4 separate regions of the Homo sapiens genome follow, and regions 1, 2 and 3 are each linked to region 4. The links are chromatin contacts, found by Hi-C in ENCODE. All regions are on one chromosome and are shown on one strand. The core of a region is the stretch at or near the end of the contact, and the rest is flanking DNA. Distances in the headings are between cores, read along the strand shown. Region 1 overlaps LAMA5 (laminin subunit alpha 5). Region 2 holds the start of OSBPL2 (oxysterol binding protein like 2). Region 3 holds the start of LSM14B (LSM family member 14B). Region 4 has its middle 19 kb from the start of SLCO4A1.

Region 1 (3,977 bases), core at 451-2,950, 290 kb after region 4:
CAGTGTGAGTGGTGCCTCTCCACGTGGGCGTGGGTAGGGGAGGCCCGTGGGCCTGGCCTACCGTGACACCCGCTCCGCTCTGCAGTGTGTGGCTGCAGCCCTGCAGGAACCTTGCCCGAGGGCTGCGATGAGGCCGGCCGCTGCCTATGCCAGCCTGAGTTTGCTGGACCTCATTGTGACCGGTGCCGCCCTGGCTACCATGGTTTCCCCAACTGCCAAGGTGAGCAGAGGGTCAGGGCAGGAAGGGGTTCTGCCACCCACATGGCGCCAGGGCCTGACCCCATTGTCCCTCTGCAGCATGCACCTGCGACCCTCGGGGAGCCCTGGACCAGCTCTGTGGGGCGGGAGGTTTGTGCCGCTGCCGCCCCGGCTACACAGGCACTGCCTGCCAGGAATGCAGCCCCGGCTTTCACGGCTTCCCCAGCTGTGTCCGTGAGTGCCTAGGGAGGAAGTGGTGGGGAGGCAGGTGCAGTCTCCACTGCGTGCCCACAGCTATCCTTGTCTGCAGCCTGCCACTGCTCTGCTGAAGGCTCCCTGCACGCAGCCTGTGACCCCCGGAGTGGGCAGTGCAGCTGCCGGCCCCGTGTGACGGGGCTGCGGTGTGACACATGTGTGCCCGGTGCCTACAACTTCCCCTACTGCGAAGGTGAGCAGGCAGGTGGCTGTGTGCACCAGGTGCCGGGCCTGTGTGTGGGTCTGTGCTGTTCACACGCTGCCTGCCTTCCTGTGAGGCTGTTCACGTGCATCTTGCTGTGTGTACTGCGACTGCGTCCCCACGCTCTGTGTTCGCACCTTGTTCACATGCCGTGCAGGGGTGTCCGCGTACTGCCCGTGTCTGCGTGCTGTGCATCCGCGCCTGTCGTGTCTCGTATGGGTGCATGTGTTGCGTTCTGTGTGTGTACGGGTGTCATGTGTTGCTTGTGTGGGTGTGTGTGTCACCTAAGTGTGGGTGCCTGTGTCACGTAAGTGGGTTTGTGTGTCACGTGGGTGCATGTGTTGCGTGTCGCATGTGGGCGCGTGTCGCATAAGTGGGTGCGCGTATCGCATAAGTGGGTGCGCGTATCGCGTGTCTCAAGTGTGGGTGTGCGTGTTCATGTCCTTTCACGGGCGTGTGGGTGTGTTAGTGCACGTGTAGTGGGTGCATCTTCACGTGCGTTTGTGTGCTTGTTCAGACGTGTGTCACACACTGCGTGTGGAATGTACACGGGTACCCCACGCGGTGCACGTTTGCGTGCATGTCCATGAGCAGGTGCTGTGTGGTGGGATGGCACGTCCGTTGCTGCGGAGGGAGCAGGGAGGTGCGTGTTTTCAGGCCGTCCATGTGGATGAGAGGCACCTGTGCTGGTCCTCAGCTCCTGTGGGACCGTGGGTTCTGGCTGGGCCTGGGACACCCTTGGCCTTCCGGGTTGGTCACTGGGAAATGACCGAGGCATGGTCCTCTCTTCACAGCTGGCTCTTGCCACCCTGCCGGTCTGGCCCCAGTGGATCCTGCCCTTCCTGAGGTGAGCCCAAGTCTGCTCGTGTGTGGGAGATGGGTGAGGACCCAGGCCAAGCTAAAAGTCCCGAGTCCGGTGAGACCAGGGCTTCCTGCCTGCTGCTCAGTTGCCATGGCAACCCCAGGGCCTGTCTGCTCCTTAGGCTGGTCCTCTGCCCCCACTGCAGGTGACTCCTGTGAGTCACAGGTGAGGGCCCTCAGCCCTCACCACCCCTTGTCAGGGCTCTATGGCTCTATGGTTTGTGGGTGGGAGAGCAGGGCGCCCGCTCTGACCTGCAGTCTTGTCCTCTCCCAGGCACAGGTTCCCTGTATGTGCCGGGCTCACGTGGAGGGGCCGAGCTGTGACCGCTGCAAACCTGGGTTCTGGGGACTGAGCCCCAGCAACCCCGAGGGCTGTACCCGTGAGTGTGCCCTGGAGTATTGGGGTACAGGGGTTCCTTGGGGAACTGTGCCCACAAGTATATCCTGGAGGGAGTGTTGGGGTGCAGGGTTCCTGGAGGGGCTGGAGCCAGTGAGTGTGCCCTGGAGGGAGTGGTGGGATATGGGGTTCCTCGGGGATTGTACCCATGAGTGTGCCCTGAAGGGAATGTTGGGGTGCGGGGTTCCTCAGGGGGGCTGCGAGTGTGCCCTGAGGGAGTATTGGGGGTATGAGGGTTCCTTGGGGGGCTAGAGCCTGTGAGTGTGCCCTAAAGGGAGTATTGGGGTATAGGGGTTCCTCGGAGGGGCTGCACCTGTGAGTGTGCCCTGGAGGGAGTGTTGGGGTGTGGGGTTCCTCAGGGGATGGCACCCATGAGTGTGTCCTGGAGGGAGTGTTGGGGTGTGGGGTTCCTCGGGATTGCACCCATGAGTGTGTCCTGGAGGGAATGTTGGGGTGCAGGGGTTCCTGGGGGGGTACTGGAGTCCATGAGGGTGTCCTGGAGGGAATGTTGGGGTGCAGGGGGTTCCTGCGTGGGACTGGAGTCCATGAGTGTGCCCTGGAGAGAGTGTTGGGGTACGGGGTTTCCTCGGGGTGCTGGAGCCTGTGAGTGTGCTCTGGAGGGGGTGTTAGTGTGTGGGGGTTCCTCGGAGGGGCTGCACCCGTGAGTGTGCCCTGGAGGGAATGTTGGGGTGTGGAGTTCCTCAGGGGATTGTACCCATGAGGGTGTCCTGGAGGGAGTGTTGGGGTACAGGGGTTCCTGGGGGGGGGCTGGAGTCTGAGTGTGCTCTAGAGGGAGTATTGGGGTATGGGATTTCCTTGGGGGGCTGGAGCCTATAGTGTGCTCTGGAGGGAGTGTTGGGGTATAGGGGTTCCTTGGGGAACTGTACCTGCAAGTGTATCCTAGAGGGAGTGTCAGGGTGCAGGGGCTCCTGGGGGTGCTGGAGCCTGTGAGTGTGCCCTGGAGGGGGTGTTAGGGTGTGGGGGTTCCTCGGGGGGCTGGAGCCAGGCTCTCCTGCCCCACCAAGCATCTGAGTCCTGCCCTGCTCTCCCCAGGCTGCAGCTGCGACCTCAGGGGCACACTGGGTGGAGTTGCTGAGTGCCAGCCGGTGAGTCTGAGGACCAAGGTGTGGGGGATTTGGGGGCACACTGGTCAGGACCCTCCCCTGCCCCACTTCACCTCCTCCCTTGGCCCCCAGGGCACCGGCCAGTGCTTCTGCAAGCCCCACGTGTGCGGCCAGGCCTGCGCGTCCTGCAAGGATGGCTTCTTTGGACTGGATCAGGCTGACTATTTTGGCTGCCGCAGTGAGTGCCCACTCGCTCGTCCCAGACCACAGCCCTGCCTCCCCTCGGTTTATGCTGGGGAACCCAAGGCCCGGAGGGACAAGTGCAGCCTGGGCAGCATGAAGCCCGGGTGATGGATGGCTGCCCCTTGGTGCCAGCCTGTGCCAGGGTGTGGGAGAGGGGGTGCAGCTCCCACCCAGATGCGTGGCTTCCTCTCCCCTGTCCTACACCTGGGCAGACGGCACTAACAGATCCCAGCGCCCTCACCCTCGCCCTCGCCCTCGCCCTGAGCCCTGAGCCCTGAGCCCTGACTCTCCATCATCCAGAGAGCCCCAGGCAGGCTTCTCAGTCTGGCTGTGAGGGGCCCCTGAGGCTGGGTGGGGGCCAGGCAGCCTCTGACCTCCCACCTTCTCCCTGCAGGCTGCCGGTGTGACATTGGCGGTGCACTGGGCCAGAGCTGTGAACCGAGGACGGGCGTCTGCCGGTGCCGCCCCAACACCCAGGGCCCCACCTGCAGCGAGTGGGTACCCCTTCCCCACTGGGTGGTGGGGAGCGGGGCAGGCAGCTTGTCCTCCGGGCCTCTCCGTGTCCCTCACCATGGGCCCACGTGAGGCCTCACCCTCCCTGGAGACCCGGGGCCGCTGTGCAGGGCTAGGTAGGATGGCCAAGCTGCACCTGACCAGCCCCTGCTGTGGCCAGGCCTGCGAGGGACCACTACCTCCCGGACCTGCACCACCTGCGCCTGGAGCTGGAGGAGGCTGCCACACCTGAGGGTCACGCCGT
Region 2 (4,807 bases), core at 1,416-3,915, 390 kb after region 4:
AAAAAAAAAATTCCAAGACCCATCTGCTGGCATCTCCTGGACGGCACAGAGGAGAGACACTGGGATGAAAGTCAAGTGGCATTTTTTTCACATTCAAACAGCACCTCTCATTAACATGTGGAACACAGCAGAGTCTGACCCTCTCAACGCACTCGAGGCGTGGAAGAAAAATGTCCTACGTGTGTACTCTAAGGCAGTGTGTGAAGTCCCCTGGAACTGAACTCAGAACGGAGACCTCAGAGTCTGGACTGTACGCCTGTCAGCACCCATGCCCCTCAGTCCTCCCTCTTCACACAGAGACCACCACTGAATCTGCCAGTAACAAAGGAGCTGGGTGGCAGGGAAGGTATTCTGGCAAAATCCTGAATGGTCAAACGGTAAATTACTTTATTTCAGAAAAAATGAAATGGCTTTGTAAACACTCAGGCTCACAAAAAAGAAAGTCTATTAGTTCTATATGTAGCAAAATCCCGAAATTCTGACACAGAGTAATGCAGCATGATTAGAATATTCTAAACGAAAATGTTAAATGAAAATCTTGATATTAAAAGGCAGTACAGGGTAGTGTTTAAGAGTGTGAACCCTGGAGCCTGGGTTCAAATCCATATTTCATAATTTACTGCTGTGTGGTTTAGGTAAGTTACTTAACCTCTCTGTTCCTTAGCTTCCTCATGAATGAACTAAGGATAATGTCAGTACCTGCCCAGTGGACTGTTGTGAAGATCACACAAAGAAAGTGAATACGACATGCTCGTAACAGTCCTGGAACAATCATTATTAAATATTATCGTCTGCTGGGGTAAGAGCTGTCATTAATAGATGGACACATGAAGAAAACAGGGTAAATTCTATGAGGGAGACTCAGTCACTCACTCACTCATTGCCACATTCTAAAAGACGACACTGTGGCAGGCACTGGGCTGGGCAGGGAGGAAGTGCCACCGACAAAGTTCCTGTCCTCAACAAGGGGAAGGTAACTGGCATTCCGGGGTGCGCACTAGGTGTCAGAGACTGTGGTAGAAAATGATTTCATGGCAGGGCGCGGTGGCTCGCACCTGGAATCCTAGCACTTTGGGAGGCTGAGGCAGGCGGATCCCTTGAGGTTAGGAGTTCGAGACCAGCCTGGCCAACATGGTAAAACCCCATCTCTACTAAAAATAAAAAAATTAGGCGGGCGTGGTGGCCGGCGCCTGTGGTCCCAGCTAGATGGGAGGCTAAGGCAGGAGAATGGCTTGAAGCCGGGAGACGGAGGTGGCAGTGAGTCAAGATCGCACCACTGCACTCCAGCCTGGGCAACAAAGCGAGACTCCATCTCAAAACATAAAACAAGAAAATGATCTCGTTTGCTTCTCTTATCAGCAAAGTGCTACATGTCCGGATGAAGGAGTTGAGGCTGACAGCCAGAAAAGAGGCCATGGGCACGAGTTAGGAAGGGCAGCAGGGACGGCCGTGGCTTCCCAGCATGTGGCCCCTGCACCAGTTCCGGGCTCCTCAACTCTCCGCTGTCCTCACCACACATCCAGCTGGTGGGAAGGCCGCACAGCACCCAGCCAGGCCCACAGCAGGCATTCGAGAAACGTCTATCCAACCAAACCGAATGGGACCCCTTCTCCAGGTGTTCCGGGCAGTCATCCCAAAGCTGCCGGAGCCAGGCTAGGCCAGGGCCTGTCCTAGAGGACGGTTCAGATAGAAACGCCCCTGGGAGGTGACCCTCACCCCAGGAGAGCCTGCAACACCCCGACACCCACTGCCTCGTCGCCGGTCCTCCCATGAAGCGGGGAGGCTGAGGTGCTGTGACGACCTAACAGTCTTGGTCTGGGCTTATAAACTTGGAAAGTCTAAAGACGTATTCTTCTGAGTACCAAAATATAACTGGCGAAAGAAGGAACCTCTTAAAATTACATTACCAAAGATAGGTTTTAGGTAGCAAGTTCTCAACCGTGTGTAGTCTGCTAAGATTTATAAATTAAAAACAAAAACAGAGCCCAGGGGAACGGACAAGGGCTCGCGGGCACCCTCCCCGGGACGACGTGCACACAGGCCTGCGGGACAAGAAGGCCAGGGTCGGAGTGGGACTGCGTCTCCCTGCCCTTCTTCCCGGCGGAACTCGCCCTCCTCACCTACAGGATCGCCCTAAATGCGCACGAAATCCTTCCCTGTTCCCGGTGAGGTGGTGAGAGAGGGCGAGGCCGCGAGCAGGTGCGCCCGTCCCCACTTCCTGCTCAGCGGGGCAGCAGGGGGGCTGGGGATCTCGGGGGGGCCGGGCCGGGGGTCCCGGGATCGCAGTTGCCGGGCGACCGCAGGGGGAAGGGTGCGGGGGCCGCGGGACCCAGGCCCAGGCCCCACGCCCGGCCGGAACTTTCCTCCCAAAGTTTCCCCGGGGCGCCAGGCTGCGGCCTAGGCCGGGCGCGCCTCCCAGTGGGGGTCGAGGCCGGGGCCGGGGCCGGGGCTGGAGGCGGCCTGCGGACCCGGGTCCTGCCCGGCCCGCCCTCCCCTCCCCGCCCCGGCTCCAGCCCCAGCCCGCGGCCCAGGCCCCGCAGCTCGCCGGGGTCCCGGGCCTTCGCGTGGCGGCGGCGGGGGCCACTCACCTGGACGCGGGTCCCTCGGTTGCCGGCCGAGCTCACTGCCGCCCCGCCCCCGCCCCGTAGGCCCGCGACCCACTGACACCGAGGCGGAAGTGCGGCCCGCCGCCTCGCCGACTGACAGCCCGCGCCCGCCACTCGCTGCGCCCGGCGCCGCCGCGTCGGCCGCTGCCTGCCCAATCAGCGCCCGGCCCGAGGCTCGCGCCGGGGGGTGGGACTATGCTAATCCCTTCGCGAAGGGCCTCTACCTGTGCCCCCTCAGAGCCCCGCCCACGCAGCGGAGTGACGGCAAGGACAGCCAGTCACAGCAGGAGAGAGGCGGGGTTATGCCGCCCCTGAGCCAAAAGGGGAGGGAGGCAAGGAGGAAAGGGCGTGGCTGCAGAGAGCAGAGTTGACAAACAGTGAGTCAGGTGGCCCGGGGCGTGGGTGCTCCGCCCTCAGGTGCACTGCGTCCTGGCGGCAGTGCGGGCCTGCGAGGCTACCCAAAGCCCTGGGGGCTTTTTCCTACAAATGCTGGGGACCGTGCGATAGCTGGGGCGTAGCTGCTTCCACTGTCCTACCAAATCCTGAATATCGTCCACCTCCTTTGCATGCCATTCACCGCCAACCAAAATCCAGCGCCAATTTACCCCTCCAGCTGCATCCCCGACCGTTTCACCACCATACTTAAAACCCTTTGGACTCCCACTGACCTACAGTGGCTCCAGGGTTAAGCCCAGAAGTTCTGGAATCAGACCTGGAGCTTGCATTCTTTACCAGCTGTGTGGATTTGGACAAATTAATTAACCTCTCTGAGTCTGTGATCACTCAGTTTCATCTGCAAACCAGGGTTCCCCTGTCAACATCTCATTGAAGTCATGGGTCTGGTTTGAGGTGAGTGGAGTGGCATAAACCAGGCTGGCTACATAGTCACAGCAGTTGGTTTAGGGGTCAGCCTGTGACCCAGTTCTAGCCAAAGAGGCTCAGTCCTGGGACTTTTGCTGTAGGGTCAGAGTTCAGACCGGAGGGGAGGCTGAAGTCAAATGACTCTCCCATCTGCCCACAGACCTCTCCAGAGCTGGGTTAGGTGAGAGAGGGAAGGGGCCAGTCTTCCACATCTCACTACCCGAGAACAGGGCTGCACGAGAATGAAGCCAGCCCAGAGGAAAGCCGGAGCAACCACGGCCGGGTCACGTGGACCCTGCTGCACCTCAGCAGGTCCTTTCCTTGACTTTTCAGTTACGTGAACCACATGCTTGTTTCTGCTTCAGCCCATTTGAGGTAAAGCCAAGAGTCCTGGGCTTCCTGTGGCCTTGAGAGCTCTGGCAGATGACCCGTGACCCCGCAGTGCGTCCTGCAGCAAAGCCAGCCCCCGTTGGGCCTCTGCACCCCCTCCTCAGGCCTTGTCTCCCCACTTCCAGGCTGCCCCTAGCAGGGCCATGGAGGCAGGGACAGGCCTTTGCCCCATCTGTGGCCCCGTGGCAGACGTGGGTACTCTCTATAAATTTCAGGGCATGAGTGAGCCAATGAACGTGGCCTCTGTGGCAGGGGTGGGGCCCAGGCCACATCTCTGGGCCCAGCAGGGCCGTTCTCCCCCACCCCAGGGGCTGGCCCCACTCACTGGTGGGCCACTGTCAGTCGGCGCCACTAGAGACGTGCCGGGACCAGGAAGGAGCTGGCTGAGCCTCTCCTGAAGAGAGAACGGGGAGGAGGGCGGGCAGGCCTCAGAAACAAAGGGGTTGCCATGGTTACCTCTGAAGAAAGCGACTCCAGCCGGTGAAAGGGAAGGGAAGGCGTGCGGCCCCCAAGCCAGGACAAGGACGATGAGGCCAGTTGCCACGGAGATGACTGCGCTCCACAGCTTTCCCTGTGGGCCTTGCCAGGGCCAGCTCAGGGTCCCAGAAACCCATCACTCTCCATGTCCCTCACCCTAAGTCTCTAAGACTCTAACCCCTGTGCCCTTGAGGGGATCCAACCTGCCCACCCACCCCTTGACCACGAGCTCTGCAGTGAGGGCAGCCTCAGAGGCTCAGGCAGAAGGACCCTCTCATCTGCCCAGGGACCACCCCAGGGCCAAGCAGGGAGATCCACCCTGGCCTTGGGGTTGGGGGTGTGATCTCAGATGGCCCCTGGGCTGGAGCAGGGGTTTCACCCCTCTCCACAAATGCAGTAACTGAGCTTCAAGGGTAGTCTGCCGTCAGCCAGCACTGCTGGAGACGTGCCAGGACTGGGAAGGGTACTTCCTC
Region 3 (5,034 bases), core at 1,382-3,881, 500 kb after region 4:
AGATTGAGACCATCCTGGCCAACATGGTGAAACCCCGTCTCTACTAAAATTACAAAAATTAGCTGGGCATGGTGGTGCGTCCCTGTAGTCCCAGCTACTCGGGAGGCTGAGGCAGGAGAATTGCTTGAACCTGGGAAGCCAAAGTTGCAATGAGCTGAGATCACGCCACTGACCTCCAGCCTGGTGACACAGCGAGACGCTGCCTCAAAGAAAAAAAAAAAAAGGTTATTCCTCACATTGAGCGTTCTGACCAAACATGCCACCAAGCTCCAAATGGAAACCAGCATCTCCTACAGCATGCACAGAGGGACAGTGGCACACTTACCTGAACAATGGCGGGATCCTGCGGGAGTGTGTGCTGAGCTTTCGGAGGTTCACACACAGTGATATCCTTGATGTCACTTCCTCGGAAAATGATGTACTCATAAATCTCCTCTCTGGGGGGCGCAGGCCTATCTGTGGGACGGTCTTCAGTGCCAAAGGACCTCACTTATGAGTGGAGAAAGAGAAGCGTTATTGTTGTCCTCAGCCAGTTCAATCAACCCTGACACCACTGCTCCCAAGCCTTCCAAAAGACGGCGACACTTGCTCAGAGCCACAACACAGCACCCCAGGTCCACATTTCAACAACTACTTAATGCCCCGATTTTCAATGGACAGTGCTGATAATGCACCAATTGGTGAAGCTCCAGACAACAGACAGCTCTAGATCACAAAGATGACAAGGAACAATTTCACAGACTGACAGTCTGATGTGCGAAGGCACCAACGTACAGAGCTCTCAGCAAAACAAGGCTTGCTTCGTAAGGCCTCCCTGTTCACGTTTGACTCTGTAGATCCAACAGCCAGCCGGCTGCTTTATGCCCAAAGCCTCACCGCACATTGCGCCTGAGGAGGCAGTTTTCTCACAAAGGAATCTAGACGAGTGTTGCCCTTACCCTTCTATCCATAACAAACCTTGGAACAGCTGTAACAGAAAACAAAGGGAGACAGGGTCCCAGGATTATGGACCTCTGACCCCGGCTTCCGCATCTATAAGGAATTGAGTCTACTAACCCCTAACCAGCAGGCTTCCAGGAGCGCCCAAGTCTCTTTCTAGCAAGCCTCTAGGGGCAGAGGTGGGTGGGACAGCAGCCTCTAACTGGTAAGACACAACTCCTGCTAACTCCTGGGCCTACTCTGGGCCTCAGCTTCTCTAACTGGGCTCTCCTGTAATAAGTGTAGTGAGGTTCCATGGCTGCAAGTGAGTGCATAGCCCTGGCATACTCAACAAGCTCCTGAAGCCACGCAGGAGACGGGCTTCAAAAGGAGACACTCCCTGTTTGGAATGAGTGCGTTCTTCTACACATGAAGTTCCCTGTGACCTAAGCAGCGTTTCAGACGCGTCTAGACACTTCAAGAACCCCTGGGAGCCTAGCGCCAGATCCAGCACACACACGGGCTTAGGCAGACGTGGCTCCACGGGCACTTTTCTCTGAGAGGCAGGGGAAGTGCACTCCCCGTCTTCTCTGGGTGATGAAGACAAAGAAACTCTGGACCACCCGCTGCCTCAACAACCTCAGAGATTCTGACTCTAAAGAGCCCCCCTCCTGTAAGTCCTCCAGCGGCCACAGCCGGTTACGAGCACCCACAGGCGGCTGTCACCAAAAGGTAAGCCCCACAGTGGGAAGGTCAGGATAGAGCAGGAGAACCGTTTAAACCGGGGCATCTGGCTGCCAACGGATGCTTCTGCCTTGGCAGGAGGCCGCATTAGGACGCGGTATTTGTTCAGGATCAAGGCCCCAGCTGTCTAATAAGTTCCAGAAAGGCTTGCAGGATTCGCGTGTTGTGACCCCACCCCCAGCCTTCGGGAGACGCCGGGACACTGGCCCCGCCACCCGACCTCGAGGCTCCCCCGCAGGGATCCCCCCAGGCTGGCGGGGAGGAGGCCCGCTGACGGGAGCCGCCCTGCTCCTCGGAGCTGGCACCTGCAGAGGTGGGCTGGGCGGCCGAGGGGGCGGCACCGCGGGGGCCGGGCCCGCCCCTCACCAAACACCGCCGGGCGCCCGCGCACAATCCCGCCGCCCTGGGAGCCCAGGGAGACCATTGTGCGGCCGGCTACGCTGGGGGAGGGTGGCGCGCGGGAAGGGGGCGCCTCGGGGGCGTCCGGGGTGAAGGCGCGGGCAGGGGATCTCGGGCCGGGTGTGCCCTGGGTGGGTTCTGGGCGGGGTCTGGGCGCCAGGCTCCGGGGCGCCCCGGGGCGGGGAGGGCACCGCAGGCCGGGGCTGTTGGCGGACGGGGGTCAGCGGGCTCGGGCGGGCGGCGGCCGCTACCTTTGGCGAGCGCCACGGTGGAGTTGTCGGTGTCGATGGTGTAGAGAATGCCCTCGTAGCGGATCTGCGCCTTGGAGATGAGGCTGATCTTGCTGCCCAGATACGGGGTGCCTGAGGAGCCGCTCATGGCGGCGGCCGGGGTGCGTCGGGCCGCGGTGGGGAAGGAGCGCCGGGCCGCGGCCCGCTCCGCCGCCGCGCGGTGGCCTGGCCGCCCGCTCCTGCGCTCCTCCGCCCGCCGCCGCCTCCGCCTGGGCGCCTCCTCGCCACCGCCCGAGGGGCCTGCGCGGGCACCGAGCGAACCAAGAAGGGGCGCGCGACTGGGGCTCTGAGAGGAGCGCGGGGGAGGAGGGGCCGCCGCAGCCACATCCGGGGCCTCGCGCCGCCACGCACCGCCACGCACCGCCCCTTCACGCTCGCCGCCCATTGGCTCGCCGCGCCCGCCGTCCTTTAAATATGGCCGGGCCGCCAGCTGGGGGGCGGGCCCTCGCGTCGTTCCTGCGCAGCAAGGCGCCGCTGGCCGGGGGCGGGTCTCCCCGGCGATCCGCCCCACCCTCGGCCGGCTCCCGGCGGGCCCCTCGCGGAGCTGGGAGCACGAGACTGAGCGGGCGGGGGGAGGGGTGGGAAGCGGCCCGGGAGGAGCGCGCGTGCGCGTGGGCGGGCGGCTGCGGTTTGCACGCTCAGTGGGCGGGACCGGGGAGGAGCGCCAGGCCCCGCCCGCGCGCGTGCCGGCGCCGCCCCGGACCCTGGGCGCCGCGAACACGGGGGCTTTGCCCCCTTGGCCTCAGTTTCCCCTCCTACAGAAGTGGGGTCCGGACGACTCCCCTATCTTGGGCCAGATGCGCCTATAGCCCTCACCCTCATGGGGGACCGGGGAGTGGCGGAGGCCCTGGGCGCCGGGTGTTCCCGGGCAGCCCCGGGACTCCCGCCCCAGTGCCCAGGTGCCGGCGGGGGGCGGGCGCGGCGGCAGCTCCCGGGAAGGCGGCGCTTCCGGCGTGGCAGCCTCTAAATATAACATGCTGAGCACACTTTCTCTTTTAATCCTGCCCCTCCTCCCAAAGCCTGCCGCAGCTTTCCATTTCCCTTAAAATAAATTCTGACTGGCTACCGGGGGCCTCGGAGCCTCCGCTCGTACCCGGGGCTGCGGCCCGGAGGCCTTGCCCACCTCCCCGGCCGTGGAGGAAGCTCGGCCGCCCGCCGTCGCTTAGCTGCGGGCCCTCCTCGCGTATACTCCGCGTGATTAGTGACCGAGGGCGCGCGGTGTGTGCTTTTTTTGCTTCCGTCTTGACCGTGAACATCATCAGATCACGGACCAATATTGGGTCCTGGAAAAAAAAAGTAGTGGGTGGTGACTATAAAAATGCAATAGGCTGGGCGCGGTGGCTCACGCCTGTAATCCCAACACTTTGGGAGGCGGAGGCGGGCGGATCACTTGAGGTGAGGAGTTCAAGACCAGCCTGGGCAAAATGGTGAAACCCTGTCTCTACTCTAAAAATACAAAAAAACTAGCCGGGCGTGGTGACAGACACGTGTAATCCCCAGCTACTCGGGAGTCTGAGGCAGGAGAATCGCTTGAGCCTGAGACGTGAAGATTGCAGTCAGCAGAGATCTCACCACTGCATTCCAGCCTGGGCGACAGAGCTAGACCCCGTCTCAAGAAAAATAATAATAAAAATGAAATAGAATAAGCTAGAAGATATCAGATGGCGTGGTGGGTGGCTCATGCCTGTAATCTCAGCACTCTGGGAGGCCGAAGCGGGAAGATCACTGGAGGCCAGGAGTTTGAGATCAGCCTGGGCGACATATGGAGACCCCATCTCTACAAAAAAAAAAAAAACTTTAAAAAAAATTGGGCGAGTGTGGGGGCACATACTTGTAGTTCCAGCTCCTGGGGAGGTGGAGGCAGAGGCGGGAGGATCACTTGAGCCCAGGAGTTGGAGGCTGCAATGAGCTGTGATTGGACTACTGCACGCAGGGGTGGCAGCAAGACCCTATTTCTAAAGGAAAAAAAGAAAATAATAGTATCTCGCATGGTGAAAGTAAGTATTATTTTGTGAAATATTTAATTCACCTGTTTGTGTAAGTGTGGACTTGGTAAGGACCTAGAATGTGTTTCTGACTATAATAAGAAGATCTTACCTGCCCTGCAGGGTAGACGCTGTGACTCCCCATTTGACAGAAGGGGAAACAGAGGCCCAGCACGGGGGAGTCACGCAGAGAAGTTGCAGTCTGGCCTGGTGGCATCCTCCACAGGCTTGGGGCCGCATCACACTGTCTCTTGTCTCTTCACAAAGGTGAAGCCAACCTGCTCCCACCAGAGCCCGGCAATGGCCAGTAAGAGAACAGTGATGAGTTTAAGGAAGGGGACACAGGAAGCAGAAGAGAAGAGGGAAAATTCAGTTTCATCTGCCAAGATTGACCTGTACATTCTAGAATTGCTTCTTGGCTCCTGGAACATCATATGCAGGAAGAGAACAGAGACAGCAAAGCCATGGAGTCAGCCCAGCTCAGGGAGGAGAGGTCTCCAGCGACTGGGGCATCTGGCCCTGGGAAGCGCGACCCAGACTCTCAGCTTCTCAACACAGCACATCCTTCCCCACTTGGATATACAGGGTGCACCTGTCAGGAGGAGGTGCCAACCAGGTCTCCTGAGTGAGCTGGCCTGGTGATCCCATGTGGAGTCAAAGTCCTTCTGTCCCCCCACCCCACCCCATTTTCCAAGTAA
Region 4 (5,257 bases), core at 1,684-4,183:
GTCAGGAGGAAGCCCCTGGGTCCTGCCAACCCCACAGGCAGCCTGGGAGGCTGCACCCCGGGTGGTCCAGTGGATGAGGCAAGAGTGTGGGGGCGCCTCCTGCCCTGGGTTGGGACTGCGGTGGGGAAGGCCAGCTCGGTCTGGGAGCAGGCACAGCAGGCGGGAGCAGTGGCACCGCAGGGCAGGACTGTTCAGGAAGACGCCTGCCGGGTCACACCTCGAGGGCACCCGTCCCTGCCCTTCCTCTGGTTTCCCCCCTCAGAGCCTCAGCTTCCTAGCTCTGAAGGCAGCGGGACTGAACTGTGACCCAGAACCCCAGTAAGTAAGACACATATGAGCAGAACCACTGTGGTACACAACCCTGCCGGCCCCTTCCCCAGGCCCACAGACCCGCCCCAGGCACTGCAGGGCCAGTCTGGAATCCCTAAGGACCTGCACACCCAGTGTGAGGCCTTGGCGGGTCCTGAGGTGTCTGGAGCTGGAGGGAAGGTGCTGCGAAGGGAAAGGCACCCAGAGGGGGCTCCGGGGACAGAATGGGCTGCCTTGCAATTCACAGTGCCACCCACTCCATTGTCCGTCGGCTTGTCGCTCTGAACCAAGCAGCCCCTATGGGACCCTAGTGCGGCTCCACTGTGCCCTTGCTCATGCCTCGTTCCAGCTGAGATGCCCACGAGGGGCCGCCGCGCCTGCGGGACATGGGGTCCGGCCAAGTCAATGCTCCACCTGCCTCCAGAGGGTGAGACTTCCTGGGGATCCCGAGGCTGCTCCCATTTCATGGAGCCATGTTTTTCTTGTCTCTTCCGACGTCCCACATCACAACCCGTGTCCAGGCCCAGATGCCCCCGGCAGTGTGCGCACGTGCCCTGCTGAGGCTGGGGGCCGCTCCTCTCTCCGCGGCTTGGCATGGCTCTCCCGGGCTGACCACACCCTGGGCAGGGCCGGGCCCAGTGGTCGCCTGGCATGGCAGCTCACTCAGCCTGCAGCATGGTGCCCTGGCACAGCAGCTCAGCCTACAGCACGGTGCCCGCCACCCTCCATGGCCCCCTTGGCTGTGTCTTGTCTTGGTTCACGCAGCATTATCTTACAAGCTAAGGAATGAAAGGGTTGGAATTTCGCGGGGCTTGGTGGTGTGATGTGACTGTGATGATGAAGGAACATGCTCCTTGGCCACACGGAGGACACGGGAGAGCCACCTCTGGCCTGCGCCCACCCGCCCATCCTCGTGCAATGGCCCTGCTTGACTCAGCATTCGGAGGCCCGGGCCGCGTCGCTGCAGCCTCGTGCCAGTTCTTCCTCCACATCCCAGAGCATCACTGTGAACGGAAAAACCGAGCTCATCCCTGGGCCTTGGATTCACGTGTTTTTTTGCCGTCATTTGTGGGGAGGGAAAGCAAAGGCTGAGGTCTCTGTGTGCCTGAACCCGGAGCCCGTGCCTGGGCACACGCTCACCTGCCTGGTCCGGTCACTGCAGGCTCCGTCCAGGCCGACTCAGGTGACTCTCGGGAGCACAGGCTGCTGTTGTTCCCAGGACCCTGGCACTCCTTACAAAGACTTACTGAGTGGACAGCCTTGTTCCTCCCTCGAGTGGGGCGGACGTGCCCTTCCTCTCTGAGTAGACTAGGGGTTTGCTCTGTCCTTTTAAGCACCGAGTTCCGGCACAGTCTGCTCTTTCGGTAAAACTGGCAGAAGTGTGGTTGGATGGTCGTTTCCCTTTTTTGATGATGACATCTTTGGATAATAAAGAGCTTCTCCTAAAAATATCCAAATACAGAAGTACCTGGAAGCTGCTTAGGAGACAGGCTGGGCTCCTGGTCCTTCTGGGCCTCATCCTGGCTCTGAGGTGTGTCCATCAACACAGACAGATCAGGCCCCACAGCAGCCAGGGCCCTGGTCCCGCGTCCCTGCACGGGCCCCCGCGGGCACCACCTGGAGGCTGCAGGTGTCGCTGCCAGGGCCAGGGTGCACTGCACACTGGGTCCCAGGGGTCTCCACTAGAGGTGACACGCGGCCCTTCCAGCCACTTTCCATGGGCCCAAGCAGCCATGCGTGCCCCCCTACCCCTGGGGGAAGTCAAATCCTGCCCCTTGCTCTCAAGGAAGGGCAGGAATATAGGATCAATGTGGGAGGCTTTTGTCTTGGTTTGGGTCTGGTTTCATTTCAGGGGAAGCCACACTCCCTCTCATCTCCACAGTGGCTGGAGTCCTGCGACCTCAGGGCCGAGAGGAGACCCGGGCGGGATCATCACAGCTTCCCAGGTGCTCCTGCCAAGGTCAGCGGGGAGCGGGTGGCCTCCTGCAGCCCCTGCCCCTCTGGCGGGGATCCTGAGTCCTTGGCCTGTTGTGCTGCCTGCCCTGGAACGTTCTGTCCCTTGCAGATGCTGGTGGGGCGTGGCCAGACACACCCCTGATCTGCAGGTGGGAGGGGCCCCGACCACTGCTCCCCACAGCCCCGCCCCTGAGGCTGAGTGAAGTCATGCTCTGGGCGGTTGTGACTTCTGGTCCGGTAGAAACATTTCTGGTTGAGCTATCAGTGGCTGAAGGTCCTTCCTGCCCTGGAGAGGAAAATTTCAACCCTGGAAAATTACCAGGGCAGGCGGCCAGGGAAGTTTCTGCCCTGGGGCGGTGGTTTGAGAGTGAAGTTTCCTGGGCTGGTCTCAGCCTGCAGGGGAAGCACTGGCTCCCAGGAACTTTGACAAGCCCAACTCCCCTGGTTCTCTGGAGGCCAGGAAAGCTGTCCAAGGCTTTCCCGACGTGGGCAGGAACCAGTCATTGTCACAGGGAAGCATGGCCTTTGGGACAGGTGCAGGCTGTTAGCTGTGTGTTCAGAAGGCACGTAGACTCCTTCCAGCAAGCGTAGCCTCACCCACCTGACTCACGCCTTCATGGCGCCAGCTCCCCTCCCCCAGCCCCTTTAGGGAAACTTTTCAGAGCACCCGGAAGCCAGGCAAATACCAAGGGAGGGTTAAATACCCATTAAATCATTAAAGCAGAAAACACATCTCCTCCTTCGTCCCACCCCTCCTCTTCACGCACACCCCCTCTCTGTGGGTGGAGGGCACCTGACCCCCTCCGGGTCTCTCTGCCGCTGCTGGGACTCCCAGGCCTGTGCCACACGTGCCAGCACACACCTCAGGCTCCACGGGCCCTGGGAAGGCTCTGAAGTGCTCCAGAGGAGACACAATTAGGAAGCCATGCCCAGCTCCGCTCTGAGTGAACCACAGAAAACTTCACTGATGGAACCAAAACCACCCGGGCAGCCCTTTGGCTGTGGAGGACGGTGTGAACGTCCGCGGCCTCGGAGGCTGTGGAGGGAGGACGGTGTGTACGTCCGTGGCCTCGGAGGTCCCAGCTCAACCAGGTCAGGCTGCTCTTCCCGCCTGTTGGGACTGATGGGCCTGCCATAGGCCCTGGAGCCAAGGCCACCTCCGAGGCTGGGGAGCGTCACACGGCAGGCACTGTTGAGGCCGCCTCCCCTGGTGACCGAGTGGCGTCCCCGGGAGGTGACCGCCCAGGAGGCAGCACCAGCCTGCCTGGCACTTACATGGCCCCAACCCAACCAGTTGGGCCGTCGCAAGGGCCAGCACCCAGGCAGCACTGGGCCTCGGCTTGTTCACCTGTAAAGCGGGGGACACCAGGACTGTGAGGAGCAGGGGGACGACTCTATAGAGAGCCCAGAGCAGCGTGAGCCGTGGGCCAGGGCTGCCTCCGGGCCGGACTCCCACGGTGGCTTCTAAGTTAGAAACATGCAGGAGACCACGTCGTTTCCTGCTGGGAACCTCCCGAGGCTCCTGGGGCCTCAGAGTGAGACCTGCACTCCTTTTCTCGAAGGCCGGGTGAGTTTCGGGGGCTGCAGTAACAGCCCCAGCGAAGGGCCGACACAGCTCACAGGTCACCTTACAGTTCTGGAGGCAGAGGACTGAACTGGGGCACCAGGAGCCAGCAGGAATGAGCTCCTTCCGGAGGCTTTAAGGCAAAATCCATGTCCCTGTCTTTCCCACCTGCATTTCCTTGGCTCAAGCCCTTGCTTGCAGCCCTCAGACCTCTACGCCCCTCCTCTGCCTCGGACCTCTACGCCCCTCCTCTGCCTCGGACCTCTACGCCCCTCCTCTGCCTCGGACCTCTACTCCCCTCCTCTGCCTCGGACCTCTACTCCCCTCCTCTGCCTCCGACCCTCCTGCCTCCTTCCTAGATGGCCCTGGTGATTATACTGGGCTCACCCGGATAATTCAGGCTCCTCTCCCATTCTAAGGTTCTGAACTCCTTTGCCAAGTAAGGTGACAGTCACAGACTTGGGGGATTAGGACATGGTTGTCACGGGGGCTGCCATCCAACCTGCCTGGAGGGCATTCCTGCTCGGAGGACCTCCTCCCGTGCGTGGTCTCCCCTGATGCTGGCTTTTGCCCCCATGGTCTCTGCTTCCCAAAGCTTTCCCTCCGCCTCAGCCCCAGCTGTCCTCCCCACTCTCAGGGTCCTGGCCCCAGGTCCTTTCCCCAGAGGCCAGCCTGGCTGCCGGGACTGCTCCCATGAGCTCCTTGTCAATGCAGTGTCTGTTGGCCTGCAATCCACCCTTTCCCCATAGACTGAAGTGGCACCCAGGCAGGACAGCCCCCCTCATCCCCGAGGAGTGCCAGGGTTGGGGCACGTGTGCCAAGGAGCCCAGACCTGCCCAGAGCCAGACCGGCTCCTCTTCCTGCCCCTGGGTCACGGCTGCCCTGAGTTCTCCAGGCTGGGGTGAGCTCCGCGTCTCAGCCGTGCTCGGGAGCAGGGCACTCAAAGCTTTTGTCACAGTTTTCTGTCTGTGGATTCATTCTTTCATCTGGTTTCTTGGGCTTTGACTTCATCCTAGCACTGGGACGCGGTGCAGCCAGACAGGGTCCTTCCCGACGCCACAGATACCACGGGTGAGACAGCCACGGAGGCACAGCCACACAGGCGTGGTCGCAAGCCAGCATGGTGTGTGTTTGGGAGCATTTGGCTGTCACAGGCTCTGACCTCGGCAGGGCCAGGGGCTTCCTGGGAACATGACTCTGAGCCGGGATCTGAGGATTAGCAGGTCCTGCCCAGTCGAGGGAGGGCGGGGCATGGTGAGCGGCCGAGCAAGGGCCCCGTGGCAGGAAGGAGCTGGACACACACAGAAAAATGCCAGGGGGTAGTAGGAGGGCATCGGGGTGGGGAGGCGGACCGTGTGGGTGATGCCAGGCTGGCCGGCGGGGATCGGGGTGCGCAGGACCTGCCAGGCTGCGACCCCAGGGCAGCGG

Evidence for each region. Hi-C counts contacts between places; a loop is a spot of excess contacts on that map. Pooled maps may share reads with other maps.
Region 1: a pooled map shows a loop between it and region 4 (11-fold over the local background). The contact joins two enhancer-like sites. A Hi-C loop is called at or near these places in 4 of 37 single-sample maps with no recorded cell type and 6 of 50 pooled maps.
Region 2: a loop to region 4 is called in a pooled map, with 15 times the contacts of the local background. The contact joins the promoter of OSBPL2 here to the enhancer-like site in region 4. A Hi-C loop is called at or near these places in 6 of 37 single-sample maps with no recorded cell type and 9 of 50 pooled maps.
Region 3: a loop to region 4 is called in a pooled map, with 9 times the contacts of the local background. The contact joins the promoter of LSM14B here to the enhancer-like site in region 4. A Hi-C loop is called at or near these places in 4 of 37 single-sample maps with no recorded cell type and 9 of 50 pooled maps.

What each region holds. Positions count from the first base shown.
Region 1 is chr20:62,334,259-62,338,235 of GRCh38, reverse strand. It overlaps LAMA5 (laminin subunit alpha 5), which reads left to right. Exons shown (of 80, transcript NM_005560.6): 13 at 1-4; 14 at 86-220; 15 at 298-432; 16 at 509-646; 17 at 1,450-1,502; 18 at 1,791-1,896; 19 at 2,967-3,019; 20 at 3,110-3,215; 21 at 3,615-3,714; 22 at 3,894-3,977. Among named protein-coding and RNA genes, the nearest start is that of MIR4758, 3.7 kb to the right of the region's middle. Within about 2 kb of position 1,700, at least 2 of the 41 ENCODE cell types and tissues checked have a DNase peak (open chromatin) inside an H3K27ac peak, as active enhancers do.
Region 2 is chr20:62,236,379-62,241,185 of GRCh38, reverse strand. OSBPL2 (oxysterol binding protein like 2) reads right to left here and starts at 2,665. Exons shown (of 14, transcript NM_144498.4): 1 at 2,589-2,665. RefSeq lists an enhancer at 916-1,840 and a silencer at 2,538-2,937.
Region 3 is chr20:62,120,072-62,125,105 of GRCh38, reverse strand. It overlaps LSM14B (LSM family member 14B), which reads right to left and starts at 2,631. Exons shown (of 9, transcript NM_144703.3): 1 at 2,313-2,631; 2 at 326-489. The coding sequence starts at 2,439. It overlaps LOC105372706 (a long non-coding RNA gene), which reads left to right and starts at 1,422. Exons shown (of 3, transcript XR_936963.2): 1 at 1,422-1,650. RefSeq lists enhancers at 1,055-1,742, 1,743-2,431, 2,432-3,119 and silencers at 1,783-2,322, 2,483-3,572.
Region 4 is chr20:62,621,252-62,626,508 of GRCh38, reverse strand. No RefSeq gene overlaps it. Among named protein-coding and RNA genes, the nearest start is that of SLCO4A1, 19 kb to the left of the region's middle. RefSeq lists enhancers at 1,670-1,719, 1,980-2,339 and a silencer at 1,850-1,939. Within about 2 kb of position 2,933, at least 38 of the 41 ENCODE cell types and tissues checked have a DNase peak (open chromatin) inside an H3K27ac peak, as active enhancers do.